Linked DNA regions of Mus musculus: region 1 is linked to region 2. A link is a loop called in an ENCODE intact Hi-C map of the cell type or tissue named here. Cell type or tissue: gastrocnemius. All regions are shown on one strand. Each heading gives the region's core, and the rest is flanking DNA. Links, peaks and the distances in the headings are about the cores only. Region 1 has its middle 66 kb from the start of Gm36814. Region 2 has its middle 150 kb from the start of Gm36814.

Evidence for each region. A loop is a pair of places that touch in the nucleus more often than their neighbours do. Peaks named below come from ENCODE experiments on the same cell type or tissue, not always from the same donor. Only the 100,000 strongest peaks of a DNase experiment are listed, where the experiment ranks them.
Region 1: it touches region 2 in a loop (3-fold over the local background); 7 of 42 quality-filtered maps call a loop at or near these places.

Annotation. Positions count from the first base shown.
Region 1 is chr5:50,472,814-50,482,346 of GRCm38, reverse strand. No RefSeq gene overlaps it. Among named protein-coding and RNA genes, the nearest start is that of Gm36814, 66 kb to the left of the region's middle. In gastrocnemius, for the core only: a CTCF peak has its summit at 5,191 (motif pointing left); a DNase peak (open chromatin) is centred at 5,170.
Region 2 is chr5:50,692,998-50,702,530 of GRCm38, reverse strand. No RefSeq gene overlaps it. Among named protein-coding and RNA genes, the nearest start is that of Gm36814, 150 kb to the right of the region's middle. In gastrocnemius, for the core only: no CTCF peak of the experiment used is centred there; a DNase peak (open chromatin) is centred at 4,227.

The sequences.
Region 1 (9,533 bases), core at 1,082-9,081, 220 kb after region 2:
CTAAAAAGGCCAAGTTTCAGGATTGCATACTTAAAGTCTCAGTTGCTCTGATTAAGTTGATAGTGGTCGATATTGCTTGGAGGGAAGCATTCCCCAGAAGAAGCCAAAACATGGTGTTTACTTGCTACACTTATGGATGACACTGTCCAAAGTCCCACAGAGCAAGACAGATCTGGAAGTCAAATCAGCTCTCACAGTCACTAGCCCTTCTGCAACAGTTTTATTACCCTTCCCCTATCTCCTCCTCCCTGTTATCCCCTTCCTTCTTACCTCCTAGTTTTTTTCACTTGATTATCTTGTTTCTCATGACTTTAAGACTCCAGTTTTTATGTACTAATAATAATATTTCCCAATAATATTCTATTTAATATATTGATGAACTGTATCTATTTAGCTGTTCTCTGCAGAGACTTGCTTGTTAATCATCTTATACATGGCTGTCTTTGCAATATTATATTGGTACCAAACTGCATATCAATGTCCAGTGTCATCCCCTTGGGAATGCTCCTGCTCTGATACTATAGTCACTAAGTTGTTGGCACTGATGAGGTGCTGTCAATGAAAAGAGAGTCACAATCACTTTTTTTTCTAGACCCCAGAAAGTATCACTATAAATCACAGCATTGAGTATCAAGTGTTAGCTAGGATACCAGCAAGCCTAGTACTCTACATATTGCACAAATGGACATTCTGTCCTAGCGGTTTTAACTTTATTTTGATTCTCACATAGCTTTTTATCCATAAGACTACATCCAATCCAATGTACTTTGTACTATGCCATTCTGTATCCCAAATGTATTTATCTTTAATAAAAGCTAAAACTCCACTATTAAATTGAAAGTCCAGTTTTAGAAAAAAATACTTTCAAGGGCAGCAAATCAGGATTTATCTCTTGATGCTGTTCTAAATTGCAACCATGTTCTCTTGCTCAAGTTCTATCTGGTTCAAAACTTATTTGCAGAGAACAACTTGCCTTTTCTGCCGCACTTAAACTTTCAGAATTCAATGGAAGAAAAAAAGTGCTAAGCTTCAGAGCTACAAACAAAGGACATCTAGTATTATGAAACTCAAAGTGAGGAAAGACACTATCTTATTCCTTGGACTCTTCAGATGTTATAACAAAATTCTATGTATTTAGGAGCTTATAATCAACAAAACTTTGTCTCTCTTGGTTCCAGAGGCTTGAAAGCACTAGACGAATGTGCCAAAAGACAGAGTCATTATCAAGCAAGAGCCCATTTCCCAATTTACACACAATCATCTTAATGTGTCTTCACAACATAAGAGAGTTCTCTAAGGCCCTTTAACTTCCAAGGCTATATATCCTAATGCTATCAGCCTGGGTATTAATATTCAGCACATAAATTTTGGAGAAGGCACAGATATTTGGTCCTTGTATGTGTCAAATTGTTTGGTTGATTCTGTTATGTCAGCCTACTGCTAAAGTCTAAGCCCTTAGTGCATGTTAGAGGGATTATCATTATATTTTAGGACTAGAATTTTATCATTTTAAAAATCGCTCTGGGAAAGCCAGCAAAGCTCATTGAAACTCAAAGCATTGCAGAGCCAAGCTTACTAATCATTCTTCATATACCTGTAACAAAGGTTTTCAAACTCTGCTCTATAAATTCTAGTTTCATTGATCCTCTGTAACAGTGAATCCTTGTAAAACACCAAGGAAAGGTGATCATTGGAGGAAGCTTTCACAACTCAAGTTTTTTTCGATATGAGTGAATACTCAGACTCTCACTCTCATCAACATCTCTCACCATAGACCATGAGGTCCGCCGCCACCATTATCTGTCATATCTGGAATCTATTATTGTCATTACTTCTGTGAAATAATATAGAAGACACGGTTACTTATTGCTTATATTTACAGTGAAAACAAACAAACAAACAAACAAACAAATAGCAATGATAATGACCTTGACAAAAACACAAAAAGCTTGATGGGGTTCTGCTCATTTCTAGCAGTCACAGCCTACACTTGAATCCTCTCTGCCATCAGAGGACAGTATGCCTCCTTCTGAGTCATCCAGGTTAAGGGGAACCTTAAGCTTGTTCTCAGAAGGATTACATATATTTTTTCCAAATTCACATGCTTCTGAATGACTAACCAGAAACCATGAGCCTTGTGATTTTGCAGGATTACTAGTAGAGCAAGGAGACCATCTGTACCCCTCCCCCACCCCCCACCCCCCACCCTCCCACCCCCCAGGATTCAGGTATACTGTATGCAAACACCAGACAGTCAGACACAAACGACTTTAAATAATTAAATAGACTTTGAACATAGATTTTTCAACATGCCCTTGTGCTTCAATGTACTTTGATGTGCTGGGTACTACACTCAGTTAAACAACCAAAACACGGACTGTTTGTAACATGTCTACAGTTCATATTCAATTAGGAAATCATGAGGATCACCTCAGAAGAAGATACTGTAGGTTTTGAAAACTTGTCTTGACTATTATTTTGGATCAGGCTAGAGCCATAAATTCAATTTGAATTATAACTTGGTGCCTGTCTACAACCTCTACCTCTCACATCAATCAAACATTGGTGCAAGGATGCAGATTAAATAGGGTTGTGTGCTAAATGTCTTGGGAATAAATACTATGCATTACCACAGTTATATTCCTTCCATAAGCTGGAATCACTTAATTAAAATATAGATAAGATAATAGGTGGATAGATGGCATACTAGACAAACTGACAGACAGACAGACAGACAGACAGACAGACATGATAAGATATTGACTTCTCTCTCACTACCCCAGGTCTAAAAGACTGGGTTTGAGGTGACTCTTTTGAGAGAAATCATCCTTGGTAGTCTACTAGCTGCCACTGCTGCTGCCATTGCCACAGCCTCCTCCTCCTGCTCCTGCTCCTCCTCCTCCTCCTCCTCCTCCTCCTCCTCTTCCTCCTCTTTTCTTCTTCTTCTTCTTCTTCTTCTTCTTCTTCTTCTTCTTCTTCTTCTTCTTCTTCTTCTTCTTCTTCTTCTTCTTCTTCTTCTTCTTCTTCTTCTTCTTCTTCTTCTTCGCCTTCTACATGATATAGGCCTCCTTTTTCTCTCTGTTAAAATGTCCCAAATCATTTTCAGAGGTGTAAAAGTCATGTAGCAGTCTCTGTGGGATTTTCACGTCTCCCTTTGCTGATTGCAATCATATATCAGAAGCACCTCCACATTGCTGACCCTCCAGTTTCACAGCCTACAGAATCCTCCATGAGAATAAATATTTGCACCAGAAACTAAAGGTAGGGCATCCATCCTGCCAGAACTGTGAGCTGTGGGATGGAATTGAGGTCCTATCAGTGTCTCTGAACTAAGGCCACCACATTATGATCTACACAGAGTGAGAAATATACTCACCCTAGACTACCCATACAGACTTTCAAATAGACCTATTGGAGTCCCAAACTTCCCATAATCCTCTCAAAAATCCAGAAAGTTCTGCCATGAAGTAGAACTACCCTAAGCAGGTAGTTTATCACTTCTGTGTCTCTTACATAAAACCAGAGCTTAAGAAACAGACACCATCTCAGACCAGTAGACCCAGTTTCTAGTAAGGGGCAGAGTGATTGCTAACAAGGTTTTGGTTTGTTATTGTTTTTAACTTTTGGTTTGTTTGTTTGTTTGTTTTTAAGTCATGACTGTGTCACTGTCAGCTATATGACCTAGAAAATTTCTAAACTCTTCCATGCCTCTCTTTCTGAGTCTATAAAGTAGCAACTATGCCTTACAGATGTTCTCAGAACCACAGAAATAGACATTAAGCACTAATGAGTATTCATCTGTGAAAGTTCACCATACTCCTTGGAGAGCTAGCGGCATCTCTCATCTATAGATGAGAAACTGAGGAACTGAGAAGAAATACAATGTTTTCAGGGTAAATTAAACAGAGAGAGACAGAGACAAAGACAGATAGACACACAGACACACAAAGAGACATACATATAGAGAGAGGGAGAAAGGGAGAGAGAGAGAGAGAGAGAGAGAGAGAGAGAGAGAGAGAGAGAGAGAGAGAACAGAAATTTCAAATGTGAGCCCATATACTCTTAATCCTTACCCTCTCGCTATTCCTGTTTAAAATGTTCAGAGCTACAGGCTACCTACCAAAGGGCTAATATATTATTTCCCATTTGAGCCTTCTGTGTGATTACCTCTAATTTCCTCTAGACAGAGAATAGCAAATAAAAATCTCCACTTATCAGAGATTCACTTATCTAAAGATGTACCTTCTGCATACATAGTCAGTACCCTCAAGACATTTGTTAACAAACTTTAAAATAATTACTTCTTCATTTTTTTTATTTTTTTATTTACTAGATATTTTCTTTATATACATTTCAAATGCTATCCCAAAAGTCCCCTGTACCTTCCCCCGCCCTGCTTCTCTACCCACCCACTCCCACTTCTTGGCCCTGGCATTCTCCTGTACTGGGGCATATAAAGCTTACAATACCAAGGGGCCTCTCTTCTGAGTGATGGCCGACCAGGCCATCTTCTGATACATATGCAGCTAGAGACACGAGCTCTGGGGGGTACTGGTTAGTTCATTTCTTCTACAACATGCCTTTCTATCCTCTGTAGACTTTCCTTTTGTGTTGTCTCTTTATTTTTCTTTTTTTTTTATTAGGTATTTTCTTCATTTACATTTCCAGTGCTATCCCAAAGTCCCCCATACCCTCCCCCCACTCCCCTACCCACCCACTCCCACTTCTTGGCCCTGGCGTTCCCCTGTACTGAGGCATATAAAGTTTGCAAGATTTTTTCCTCTTTTTCCAATGATGGCCAACAAGGCCATCATCTGATACATATGCAGCTAGAGACAAGAGCTCCAGGGGGTACTGGTTAGTTCATATTGTTGTTCCACCTATAGGGTTGCAGATCCCTTTAGCTCCTTGGTTACTTTCTCTAGCTCCTTCATTGGGGTCCCTGTGATCCATCCAATAGCTGACTGTGAGCATCCACTTCTGTGTTTGCTAGGACCTGGCATAGCCTCACAAGAGACAGCTATATCAGGGTCCTTTCAGCAAAATCTTGCTCTTTATTTTTCTTAATGCTCAAGATTTAACACTACCTTCCCATTTCACTGAGCCTGGCCCTCTGCCCTTAACTTCATCAAGCGAGTGAACTGTTACCAAAATTCTGAAGCATAAAACTTGAATGGCCCGCCCCCTAGTGGGGAAGTAGGGAATAGACTAAATTTGCCTGATGACAAATTAATAGCTCTATCAAAACCTACCTACTTATTTGAAAGCTATTGGAAAATGAAGCAATAGGCAAGTGAGGAGTGACAAGTGACGAGAGTGAGACAGGTCCCCATGGTTCCCTAAAATGCCAGAATGAGTAGAATATCAAGAGTGGGGAAGAGAGGTGAGTAAAAGCTGAGATTTATAAGGGAGGCATGAACCTATTCAAAGTCCAGGCAAATAATACAGGAGGTATAGGAAGGAGATAGGAAATAAAGAAAGACTGTAGGGTCTGGAATACAGAACGCTGATAGAACTGGAGCAGGCCAGCACACTAAAGTCTGTCTAAAAGCACTGAGGATAAATTAAAACAACATGATAATGACATTTTATTGGGTCTTTCCAATCAGTATCAAAACATTCTGGGATAAAAGTGACAAATCATTTGGATCTGGTGATTTTCCTTTTGTCTTTATCTTCATGTCAGCATCCCGGGCACAGACGAGACTTAACCAATAGCATCAGAGACCTCCTGTCTTAACAAAGACAGAAAGAGAGATGCTTTTCCTGGGAACTTGGGGATATTTCTAAGTCAGTGCTCTCTCCAGGGTAGCTGTCAGCTCCATCTGGAAATAGCTGAAGTTACTGATCGGAATATGAGCCTAGGAATTCCTTGGTGATCCTCCCCTCTGTGAGGGGGAAACAATGAATACTTTTCCATGCTTATAATACACTTCCTTATCCATTTACTTAGCCAAATGGCTTGGGAGCCCCAGAGAATACTGAAGTTTGATGTTTGCAAAAAGCTTTCCCTATTTTTAAGTCTGCCACCATGCGATCTGCCCAGCTGTGACCAAACTCTCCCTTCTCAGCACCTGACATCATTTTCCAGTCAAATCCCATTTAACATGAGACATTGTGAGTTCTGCCCCTGTCCAACAACCTGCTCACATAAAGAGAGTACAATATGAGATGAAAGGAGAGATGAGGTAATTCTCTACCAGCCTAGGGATGCCAGGGATCCCCAGGAAGCCACCAGTGGAGAAAACAGATACTGTCTATTCTGTGTTTCCCGCCCAGCACTACATAACACACAGGAGCAGAATTTTATTTTATGTAATTTTGGAGATGGGGAAGTCCAAGATAAAAATGCTAGAAAGTTCGCTAGTTTGATGGGGGCTGAACGTTGGGAGGTGAGCAGTGCTAACCATCATATGATGGAGGAAGGAGAGGAAGTGGATATTGTGCAAAACATGTTTCTCATTGCCATATATTCTTTGCCCATAGTTACAAGTTCATAAAGGTATATCCATTGATTTATACCATGTGTTTTAACCATCTTCCACCCTCTACTCTCCTCTTCCTCCATCTTTCCCATCCTGTTCTTTCAAAAGAAAGCCTTTCATCTCTCTGTCTCTCTGTCTCTGTGTCTCTGTGTCTCTCTGTCTCTGTGTGTGTATAAAACATCTAAGCTCTATTTATGAAACCAAAAATATTTTTCTGAGTCTCTTTTATTTTGTTAATAAGATGATCTCCAGTTGAATCCATTTTCTTGAAAATGATATGAATTCATTATTCTTTGTGACTCATAAATCTCCATTGCCTGTTTATGCCATCTTTTCTTTATCCGTTCATGTAGATTGTTCCATAATTTGTTATTACATAAAGCTCTGGGATGAACATGGATTGCATATGATCCTAGCATGCTGTTTTCAATCACTTTGGATGTCTTCCTCAGACTGGTATAAGTGGATCATGTAATAGTTTTATTTTCAGTTCTTTAAGCACCCTCCATACTGAATTGGATACCAATTGACAAGGGCTTTAATCCCACCTACCAAGAAAAAGCATCATGGGCTAACCACCTCTGATGACCTTCACTTCTGAATTCTATCATTTTGACAATTCCTTAAGTTTAGAAGAAACACATCTGAACCTTAGCAAGCCTGAAACAGACTCATCTTCACACCTGTGAAGAATGAACCTGGCTGACAGACACCTTGCACTAGAACTTCCAGCCTCCCATGCTGTAAGGATAAATTTCTTTGGTCTAAGACTCATGTGTGATATGTTGTAAAACCAGTAGTCCACAAACTAACACAGACTTTGGCATTGGTTATCCACATCTAAGGAAATGTCAGCATTGCTGCAAAGAGGCAATGTTATTAAGATTTGGCCTTACCAATTTATACACACATACACACAACACATTACTTGAGATTCAACCTATCAGTTAGTAGCCTACCCATGACAAGCATTGTTCCCTCCTTCCACTATACAGGCATCTCTACCACCCTATTTAAACTTTCCAGTGATGTTTTGGTTCAAAGAGAACAATACCTTCCACAGTTTCATGTATTTAAACAATTGATTCACAGTGCTTATGGGAAGTTTAGAAAGTGGAGCCTGTATATGTAGCAGAAGATGGACTGGTCAGCCATCATTGGTAAGAGAGGTCCCTTGGTCTTGCAAACTGTATATGCCACAGTACAGGGGAATGCCAGGGCCAAGAAGTGGGAGTGGGTGGGTAGGGGAGCAGGACATGGGGGAGGTTATAGGGAACTTTCAGGATAGAATTTGAAATGTAAATGAAGAAAATATCTAATAAATAATTTAAAAAGAAAGAAAGAAAGTGGATCCTGGCTGGACGATGTGGGACTCTGTAGATGAGCTTTGAAGCTAACTTCCTCTTTGGTCCCACCTTTCTTCCTCTCCTTAGTCATGTTGATGGTTTGCCTTTTTATCCTCTCCACCAGAATAAACTGAACACCCGGAAACTGTGAGCAAGATAAATTCTTTTTATCTTTCAGTAGTTGATTGCAGGAGTTTATTATTTATTATTATTATTATTATTATTATTATTAATAATAATTTGCAGATAAAAGTGACTAAAACATATGGTTTGTATCTCATTTGAAAGTGATGCTCTAATAGCCCTCCTTGTACCTTGCCTTGCTCATCTCCTATCCTGTGTACAATTTGCTTACTCCTCACTATAGTGTCTTTTCAACTATAAAAGAACATCAAACCAACACAGTCCTCATGTTCTTTGTGTTACCTTTTCATTTGTGTCCAGAAGTTCTTCAAGATATTTACAGTGCTTGTTCTTCTTAGCTTTCAGACCTGACCTCAATTCTTTTTTTTTTTTTAATTTTTTATTAGGTATTTAGCTCCTTTACATTTCCAATGCTATACCAAAAGTCCCCCATACCCACCAACCCCCACTCCCCTACCCACCCACTCCCCCTTTTTGGCCCTGGCGTTCCCCTGTACTGGGGCATATAAAGTTTGCGTGTCCAATGGGCCTCTCTTTCCAGTGATGGCCGACTAGGCCATCTTTTGATACTTATGCAGCTAGAGTCAAGAGCTCCGGGGTACTGGTTAGTTCATAATGTTGTTCCACCTATAGGGTTGCAGATCCCTTTAGCTCCTTGGGTACTTTCTCTAGGTCCTCCATTGGGAGCCCTGTGATCCATCCATTAGCTGACTGTGAGCATCCACTTCTGTGTTTGCTAGGTCCCGGCATAGTCTCACAAGAGACAGCTACATCTGGGTCCTTTCGATAAAATCTTGCTAGTGTATGCAATGGAGTCAGCGTTTGGATGCTGATTATGGGGTGGATCCCTGGATATGGCAGTCTCTACATGGTCCATCCTTTCATCTCAGCTCCAAACTTTGTCTCTGTAACTCCTTCCAAGGGTGTTTTGTTCCCACTTCTAAGGAGGGGCATAGTGTCCTCAATTCAAATGTAGGACTCTTCAAATAAAGTTCTCACCTGACTGGAAATAACCCCTTGATCACTCTCTACTGTGTATTATTTTATTTATTACTTGGCACTCTGCTTGCTATTTATGTTGGTTAAACAACCATATCAAACATAATCCTGCTAAAAACTTTAATACACACTTAAAATATGAAAGTAAGAAAATAACTGAGATTATTGTTCTTGAGGTGTCAACATTCAAATAGGGGAAAACAGATTAATTGTGTTGCCCATTTTTTTTCCAGGCTGGTTCTTTTTATTCAAGATCAGATATTGACCCTTTTTCCACTGGAACCAGGACCACAGCATGTTGAACCTCTTTTCTGCCTTGTTTATCTCTGTATCTGCATTGACATCCAGATTTAAGTAGATCCCATAGCTTGTAAGTGGTTGGCAAGTGTTGGTTGAATAAATTAAAGAAACAATAATAAGTGATGCATTCGTAACATGGCATAGCAAATTTAAATCTCAGCGGTTTTCATATCTGAATCTCAGTTAATTCATTTGTGAATACTGGAGTAATTAGAGTGAACTTTGGTGAATTGTCAAACAGAAAAGATTCTGTTTGTGA
Region 2 (9,533 bases), core at 611-8,610:
CTTCATGCCCAGAGCTCATCCATTCAAGACCAGTTTAAATTTTGCTTTTTCCATGAGACATTCCTTGGTGACACAGGTTGAATTGGTCACTTTTATTTCCAAATTGCCATGGCATCTTTTCAGTTATTTGTCTATAGCAGTTATGATGCTCTGTTTAGGTTGAAGTAATTTATGCTCGTCTTTAGTCTAGACTATTATTATCACTTTAATGGAAGTACACAACTTTTTGTAATTACATTTGGAACTAATGAAGAAATGCGGCTGGAAGTTTGAAGCTGTGTTAGGGATTTTATAATCCTCAGCTAAGAGGTAGCCTCTCTTTAACTGTTTGATAAGAATGTGCTTTGACACTTTGAGCCTAAGTGGAATGGACAGATAAGGTCATAATAGTACAGTCATGACATGCCATTATACATGTAGCAGACTTGGCACAAGAAATGCATGTTGGCTTCTTTGGAAAGTCAACAGAAGATCTTAGATGAATTTTCTTACTATCCAAAACAAAACAAAACAAAACAAAACAAAACAACAACAACAAAAAAACCTCAATAATCTCTTAGATCACGTTCAGAATTCTGTCCTGTAATATTTTTTGATCTTGCCAAAATATCTAAAACCAGAGAGAATAAAGAAGAAAGTACATTTACTTAATCTCTACTTATTAAATTACTTGTAAATGAACCTCTTCCAAGAAGACTCATGGCACTGGAGTAAGATCCAAAGGACTTTTTTAATTTTTTTTTTTTTTTTTTTGGTTTTTGAGACAGGGTTTCTCTGTGTAGCCCTGGCTGTCCTGGAACTCACTCTGTAGACCAGGCTGTCCTGGAACTCAGAAAACTGCCTGCCTCTGCCTCCCAAGTGCTGGGATTAAAGGTGTGCACCACCACTGCCCGGCTCAAACAACATGTTTTAATAAAAGTCAGAGTGGAAACAAGACATACTTGAGGTCTGTAGATGATGGAATAGTATATAGAGTGTAAAAGTATGGATTCAGGTGCCTGCTTACCTGAGCTCAGTTCCCATCTCTGTTTTATGTGGACTGTATTGAGTACTGTCTCTGGACCTCAGCTGTATCACGTAGAAAGATCAGAAAACAAAAGTTTCTGCTTCTTGGCATTTGTAAAAGCCATTGTATTATGATGCATATGAATTGCTCAGAAGTATGACTAACACATAGGAAACTCTTTTTCTGAGCCAGACTCTATCCTCAGGTATTTGACTTATTCTTTCATTGAGGTTTTCACTTCATTCCCATGTGGGAGATAGTACAAGCTCATTTTCCAAACAAGAAAGTTCCTGATCCTAAACGTTATGCAATTGTCCAAGGTTACATAAAGAGAACTGTACTGTCATTAGTAGAATAGTATCATGCAATATTGTCATCAATGGAAATATACAGTCAGCAACGTAATAAGATTGCCAACGTGCATCTAAAGTGGTGGTTCTCTACTTGTGGGTTGTGACCCCTCTGGAGGCAACTAACTCTTTCACAGGGGCTGCTGAAGACCCAGCAAAACAAAAATTTGCATTACTATTCATAACAGTAGAAAAATTACAGTTATATAATAGCAACATACGTAAAATTTTATGGTTGGTGGTCACAACAACATGAGGAACTGTATTAAGGGTCATAGAATTAGAAAGGTTGAGAAATGTTGATCTAAACAAATAGGCACCCATCACTGCAGGGGTTTGGACTCTCTTGTTGAACTATGCATCCCAAATATAGGAAGAGTTGCTCAGAGGCATAAATGAGACATTGAATACTGTTGGGAAACAGAAGTCTTGGAAAGATACACGTGTAAAGACAGATGAGAACTACCTGGTCAGTTTTTGAGATGGTTTGCTCTGTGGATGTGATATAAGCCGGTTTTTCTGTGGTCCACCATAAATAAGGAAGATACCCATACTGTCCAGAAAATTATAAGGATTTGCAAGTCTTCTCCAGGAACTAGGGCCAAATCAAAGTAAAAAAATTTTGATAACCTACTATATCTGTAGGTGACTGGTGCAATTTGTTCTACAACATTATTGTAGCAATTTGTAGCAATAGCTGACTTATAACAAATACTTTATGTAATTATATTATATATTATGTAAATACAGAGTTGAGATTATAAAAGAGTAGGCAATTATGTATCCAGGTCTTATGACTGTATCTTCAAACATATAAATCACCATAATCATTTTTACACTGAACTCTCATTTGGAAGGAACATTTTTAAAGGATGTTTTTTGTAATCTGTGATACTTTATCTGTCTCCCTTGCTTTGAGTTAAGCTGTGAGATTTCTCGAGCTTAAAGATGGAATTTAAGGTCCATGATGGGGACTTTTCCTATTAAATGATAGTTACCATTGCTCACCTTGACCTTAAATACATCTTAAAAGGGGAGTATTTCATTTATTCATAGTTCAAATGGGGTTATCCAACAATCTAGCTAGAATCATCCTTTATGAGTCTAGAATAAGTTTTTAACCTGTGGGATTTAAGGGCTTTCTCCCCCAAATGTCTCCAGGCATTCTTTATCCCTTAGTGCATTTGCAGACTTGCTTAAACCTGGTTATATTTGGACTTTCATAGCTATAGTGCCATGGCAAAAAATGAACCTACTCATCTGCCTGTCAAGAAGACTATCTCAGAGGCTCAGTTCTTCATTTTCTCTTTGACCTTGAACAAATCACTTGTCTTCATTAAAACTCTAGTTTTCCAAACATAACACACACACACACACACACACACACACACACACACATAAATGAAGAGGTCTTTTAGTTTCCTACCAATTCAAGTAACTGTTTCTCTGACTCAATAGTGGGTCCTTAGATGACTCATTTAAAGTCTCAGAGCTTTATTTTCCTTGTATTTCTTCCCACACTCTGCTTTCATCTTCACTAATGATAAGTCCATCCTTGGAGTCATCCTCAACTCCCACTTCTCACACCCCACATTCAGCAGTGAGCAAATCCTGTGTGTGTCAACTTTAAAATAATACTCAGAATCCAGACACTTATTGCTTTACAACATACACATTAAGCCACCACTGTCTCTGGCCAGAAAATGAAGAATGGGAGAACCTATGGGTTAGATAATTTATACCATTGTTTTGCATTAACTCTTCAAAACCATCACTTTTACTTCAGATCGTTTTGAAAAATTTTTCAGAACAGTTTATACTGAAACCAGACCTCAATCAAGTAGCCGTGTTTCAGTATAGGTAAACAGGCATAGTTAGGCAATGACTACTGTTTTCTGTATAAAAGTCTACAACCATTGTCATTTTTTGCCTAATTATTTTCCTAGTTACTTATTACAAAACAAAACAAGGAGGTAAGTGGTTCATCTTTAATGTAAGCTAAAGGGTGCGGCTTCTCTGGCTAGAGAATAAAGAAGTCTCTTTCTTTCTAGACAAGTGTTTCTAGACATCTATTTCTTTCCCATCCATTGGTTTATTTACTTTTATAATTTATTAAGCACTGTGTATCAAGAACTGAGTGGTGTGTTTGTAATTACATGTTCTGCATACTTGCCAAAGAAGGGATTTGGAACTCCCTTCTGTAGTGGCCTCTCACAAGACTGTGTGGCCTTGCAATATACAGGAGAGAAGATGCTTAAATGTGTGACATGGATGATTGGGGCAAGAATTTGTTGTAACTTCCTTGCTGGATTCGTAAAGCAAATTACTTTGTCTGAGTAGCAAGAGCCATTTTTTACAAAGTGTTGAAGTAAATTTCCTTCATTTTTCTAAATGAAGTAAAAGCCATTTAGAAATGTGTCTCCCTTCTTTAGGATCTCAGAATCATTGTGTATGTGTGTGTGTGTGTGTGGGGGGGTATGGCTTCACAAGATTCTTTATTGCTACTGTGGTTCCAAATTTATGTGGCTTCAAGGTACATAATGGGCTATGCAAGGCCATCAAGCTCTAAAGAATGGTGCTGTCATATAAATGTTGGTCTGTGGTATTCTAGTACTACATGCTACTGCTGCTGCTGCTGCTGCTGCTACTACTACGACTGCTACTACTATCATTTCAAATTGACAAGTTTGTCTTTATTGCTTGCTTCCTGATCCTGTCAGATCTCCATTATATTGAGGAAATACAGATTTTTTTCCCTCCAATTAAAGACAGCTCTTGAAGAAAGCAGCAAATTTTATCTTTCCCATAAGGATAAGAGGTTGAAAGGTCACAAGCGAGGATGTCAGGTCTAGCCACTGGAGGGCACCAAATTATCTCTTTTAACCGGAACAATTTATCCACTCTGGGGAGGACAAAGGACTTCCATAGTCTGGCAGTGAGTGCAGAACCTAACAGTCAGAGCTTTAGCTCTGCAAGTTTACTTAAAGACACTAAGTCTCAGGAGAGCTGTGCACTGGTGAGTATTACTTCAGGTGGCAGATTGTCAATGTTCCAACATCAAGCAAGGAAATGGCCATACAATATTTCCACAGTAAATTTTTTTTTTTTTTGAGACAACCCAGAAAAGCCAGGACATAGCTCTTGCACAACCAGCACACTTTTTCACCTTTATTTTCAACTGCTCAAGCAGAGTAAGTTGCAATAGTTTCCAGACAATGGAAGACGAACCTCCATGTCTGGGGAAACCCACAGGATCATCTGTTTTCCTGGAGTTAGAACTTGTCAAGGCTCTCATCTGGCTTATCATTCATAGCTTCGTCCTCCAGGAGGAGTCACAGCTGGTGACCTCAGAGCCCCACTAATGAACTTGATATTCCTTCTTGCTGGGTCGACTCTTTGTATGTCTGAGCGATGGCAAGGAGCAATGAAATGTTACTTGGCAGCTCCGTTCCACAGCAACAAGAGATAATTGAGACGCCAGAGCAAAGGACTGGCTAGATTTGGAAGGGAAATAAGCTTCAGTAATACGTGTGCAGTTCAGAGAGTCACAAATCTTCGGCAAAGTTACCAAAGGCTTTTGTTTTCAAGGCCTTCTTGGAGAGAATTAAAAGAGCCCTGGGTTTGCCAGCAGAATGTGAAGTGGACAGCGACCAGCCTGAGTGCTCCAATTGGCAATTAGGAACGTGGCATTTCATTGCAGTGTCGCTGAGGAGCAGTTTATAAAGTTTGGAAGATGCTGTGGAAAATAAATTCTGTGGGACCGGGATATAATTTTTCCTTTCACACAATGGCTTTCCAACCAACACAGTTAAGCGCAGAAAAAGGAACTCCTAGTAACGCTGCCCATTGCCTTTACATAACACTATTATAGAAGCCAGGAACAAGAGCATGAGCCTTAGCCTGTGTTCTCCTTTGTGGCATGTCACCATGTAGAGTCACTGTTCCCACCATAATTATAATTCCTATACCTACTACATCACTTTTCCACATGTAAACTCTATTTTTATCATTATTTTTGTTTCTTTTAAAATTAAAAAATTTTTGGTTAAAATACAGTTACATAATTTCCCTTCCATTTCCTCCCTTCAAGGCTCCCTGTCTCCACTATATCCCAAATTCATGAAGTCTTTTTATTATTTTACATACATACACACACACACACACACACACACACACACACACACATTTTTATATATGAATAACAAATGCTAAGCTTGCTTAGTGTTTCTTGTATTATATGATTGCAAAGATGATCATTTAGTATTAGATAACTAATTAGGGGGTTAATCAATGAAAAAAACTAATCCTTCCTTTCTTAGAAGTCTCAGAATTACTTATATTTCCCTGTATTGGGGTCAGCCCCATGGGGTTTTCCCTTTTTATGATAGTTTGTCTGTTTGCAATTGTTATTACTTGTGTGTTCCTTAGGCAAGTATGTTGCTGAAACAGCATGGTTGTATTTCCCTGACTTCTCTAGGAGCTGTAATCCTACAATAGACTTTCTGGTCCTCTGGGTTTTATAGTCTCTTGGCCATTTAATATCTTCTTTTTATTTTGTTTTATATAGGGAATGACTTTCTCAAAGATAGAGTTTAAGCAAATCATACTATCAAAAATTTGAGAAAGATTATAAAGTCTACTTGATTTGGCAAATCTTTTTCTCTTATGTAATAGTTTTTTCAACAACCTATGAAGTTCATACTCTTACTTTATATTAAAGTCCTAATTATAAAAAAAGAAAAAGCTAAAACACTACTGATGTGAAATCTATCTATATAAGAGCACACAAAATGTTAGCCAAAGAAGAAATTGTCCTTTTGGAGGCAAACATATCCATAACTTTCTGGAATTCTATTTAAGTAATGATTTCAAGGTAGTATACTCACTTCAAATGCTGTCACCTCACTAATTACTCATATACTACTCAATGAAAATCATTTTCTACCCATTTTATTACTACAGAGAGAATCCTGAGTATCAGAAACATGGTTTGCTATAGTAATATCCCTTTAGCCCCTGAGTTAAGAACTTTTGGTCCATAGCTCCTTTATTTTTAACTCTTCTTTACCCATAGAGCCTACATAGAGCTTTGTTCATACAATACACCTTCAAATATTAGTTAAATTAATTTGAATTCATTGGTAGAACAAATAGAATACTAGCCTGCGGAACATTGCCAAATATTGACTCCTGGCATTCTTTTAATACTAAAAAAAAAAAAAAAAAAATTGAAATATTTAGCTATCTCATTATAGTGGGAGATATTGTGTTCCGTTTTGAACAAAAATAATTGGTGAGCTCATGTAGACATCAAAATATTGATAGTCTTAACAATGGCCTCACATTCATGACTTCAGTTCATGAAAGTAAGCAAGAACAGGACAGGATTTTGTAACAGAAAGTAAAATAGAACGCTGCTTCTGGATAAGTACTCTCTACTCTCAACAGTGTGAGTACTAAGAGTCTACAAACCTATTCTTCAGCACTAGGAAATGAGTCCCAGGCTATGGGATTCACCGGTGTTTATGTAGAGATGTCAGATGGCCTATGTGCTCTCCCCAGAATGGCAGATGGAAATTGGCTTCTCATCAACTCACATTCTAAGACTGTGCCCTGTGACTAATTTAAAGATGGCTACAGAAAACCAGAATGAGTATACGCATGCACTTGTGTTTGAATAGTCCATAAAAGAATGATACTAAGAGTTGAATGAATATACAGTATGGATGTGTAATTTGAAGACAAGAAAACTTAAAGAAGGCCTTTGGTAAATTTTCAACATGGTATAGATATGAATGCTATACAGGCGTGCAATGACATGTTAGAATCCTGAATGACAGTGGTTCAGACTCAGGAGCACAGTGATAAAGACTTCATATTAGCAGACAGGGCTGTAACTTGCTTATTATTTCTAGCTCAGACCTTCCTTCTAGACTCAGTTCATTAATTCCTCCTCTCTGGTGTTCCCTGGTTATTTGTGCAAGCTTTGCTTTCACTACTTAGACGCTCTTCATATGTCTTTTTATTTACTTGATTCACTCCTTCACTGGTTTATAAACTTTGAGTGGAACACAAGGATATGGTTATTTTATCAAGTGCTTTCTACAATGCTTAGTCTCTCCTGACTACTTAGAAAGTACTAAAAGGGTTAACAGAAGGAAAGGAAAGTAGAAAAGAGAAAAAAAGAGAGGACTAGAAGAACAATTTCCCACTGAAGCTATAATGTTAACTTTCATTGAGCTTGGTATTAGTTACTTTCTGTTACTCTATAGATTACTATTTTTTTTTCCATTTTTTATTAGGTATTTAGCTCATTTACATTTCCAATGCTATACCAAAAGTCCCCCATAGCCACCCACCCCCACTCCCCTGCCCACCCACTCCCGCTTTTTGGCCCTGGCATTCCCCTGTACTGGGGCATATAAAGTTTGCAAGTCCAATGGGCCTCTCTTTCCAGTGATGGCCGACTAGGCCATCTTTTGATATATGCAGCTAGAGTCAAGAGCTCCGGGATACTGGTTAGTTCATAATGTTGTTCCACCTATAGGGTTGCAGATCCCTTTAGCTCCTTGGCTACTTTCTCTAGCTCCTCCATTGGGAACCCTGTGATCCATCCATTAGCTGACTGTGAGCATCCACTTCTGTGTTTGCTAGGCCCCGGCTTAGTCTCACAAGAGACAGCTACATCTGGGTCCTTTCAATAAAATCTTGCTAGTGTATGCAATGGTGTCAGCGTTTGGATGCTGATTATGGGGTGGATCCCTGGATATGGCAGTCTCTACATGGTCCATCCTTTCATCTCAGCTCCAAACTTTGTCTCTGTAACTCCTTCCATGGGTGTTTTGTTCCCAATTCTAAGGAGGGGCATAGTGTCCACACTTCAGTCTTCATTCTTCTTGAGTTTCATGTGTTTAGCAAATTGTTGTGGAGAGCCGTGCCACGAGCAATCGAGTGCGTGCTGTGAGCAATCGCCATTATAAGATGGCGCTGGCTTCCACTGCGCCTAACTAGTAAACAAGCCTTATGCGCAAGTGCAAGAGTGAACTCATGCCTAGTCACTGCCCATCTCGTGGTGTAGTAATGGGGTGATGGGCAAGCAACGAATCAGGAGCTGTCATGCCACATCAGGTGCTGAAACGTCATGCTGCGGGCTATATAAGCAGCACCATTTTCCCGGTTCAGGGTCTTCCCTCCAGATAAGTAAGCAATAAAAGCTTTGCTGCAAAAGATTCCAGTTGTCCTGAGTGTGTTCTTGCCGGCGGGGACAAAAGCTCGGGCAATATACTATGACCAAAAATAACTTAGATAATGAAACCTTTATTTTTGCTTATGTCTGCCAAGAAAAAAAATCCCTATTGGTCAGGAAGGAATGTGAGGGAGCTATAGTAGGAAGTTAAGAGATTATATGTTTAACCCCAAGAACCAAGTAGATTACAAGCTGGCAGCGGGGTGAATTTACTGATTCTCAAAACCTATCTCAGTAATTTTAGTCTTCTACTAAGGATTTGCCATCTTACAAAGCAGCACCACCAACTGAGAAACAAGTGTTCAAATATCTGAGCCTATGTGGGACACTCTCAATGCAAATCACCATAAGCTGTACCATTCATGTTTCTAAACTGCTATGGATATAAGAATTTAATCATGCCACGCTGAAATGGCATGACATTGTCACCTAGACTGTATCTCATACTAAAATAAAATAAAATAAAATAAAGTCTAAAAAATTTCCCATTGAATGGCTCTAAGCTAAGATAAAGTAATCTTCCTACCAAAAGACTTCACTTTCCCCCACCCCCCCCCAAAACCACCACACCTTTTTACTCTACTCAACAAAAGAGAATGCTACACCATCTGGAAGACCTAGGAGTCAACACTTTAAGTCTATGAACTTCAAAAATTAGGACCAATAGTACTGAAGTAAGGAATTGTTATCTGCCACAAATAGAAGAAAGCAGAAAGCTGGAGTATTTTACAATGCCTATAAACAGGGTAGATAAGACTGACACAAATGAGACCTCTTCTTGCTTTTATATTGGCTATAGATTATCAGTAATTTGTTGTACTGGTTATATGCCCTCACCAATATGTTAGAGGAAAAAAGAAAACAAAATTCAAAACTCTTGATAACATTCTTCATGGCTCATTGAGTACATATAGAATACATTATATATAAT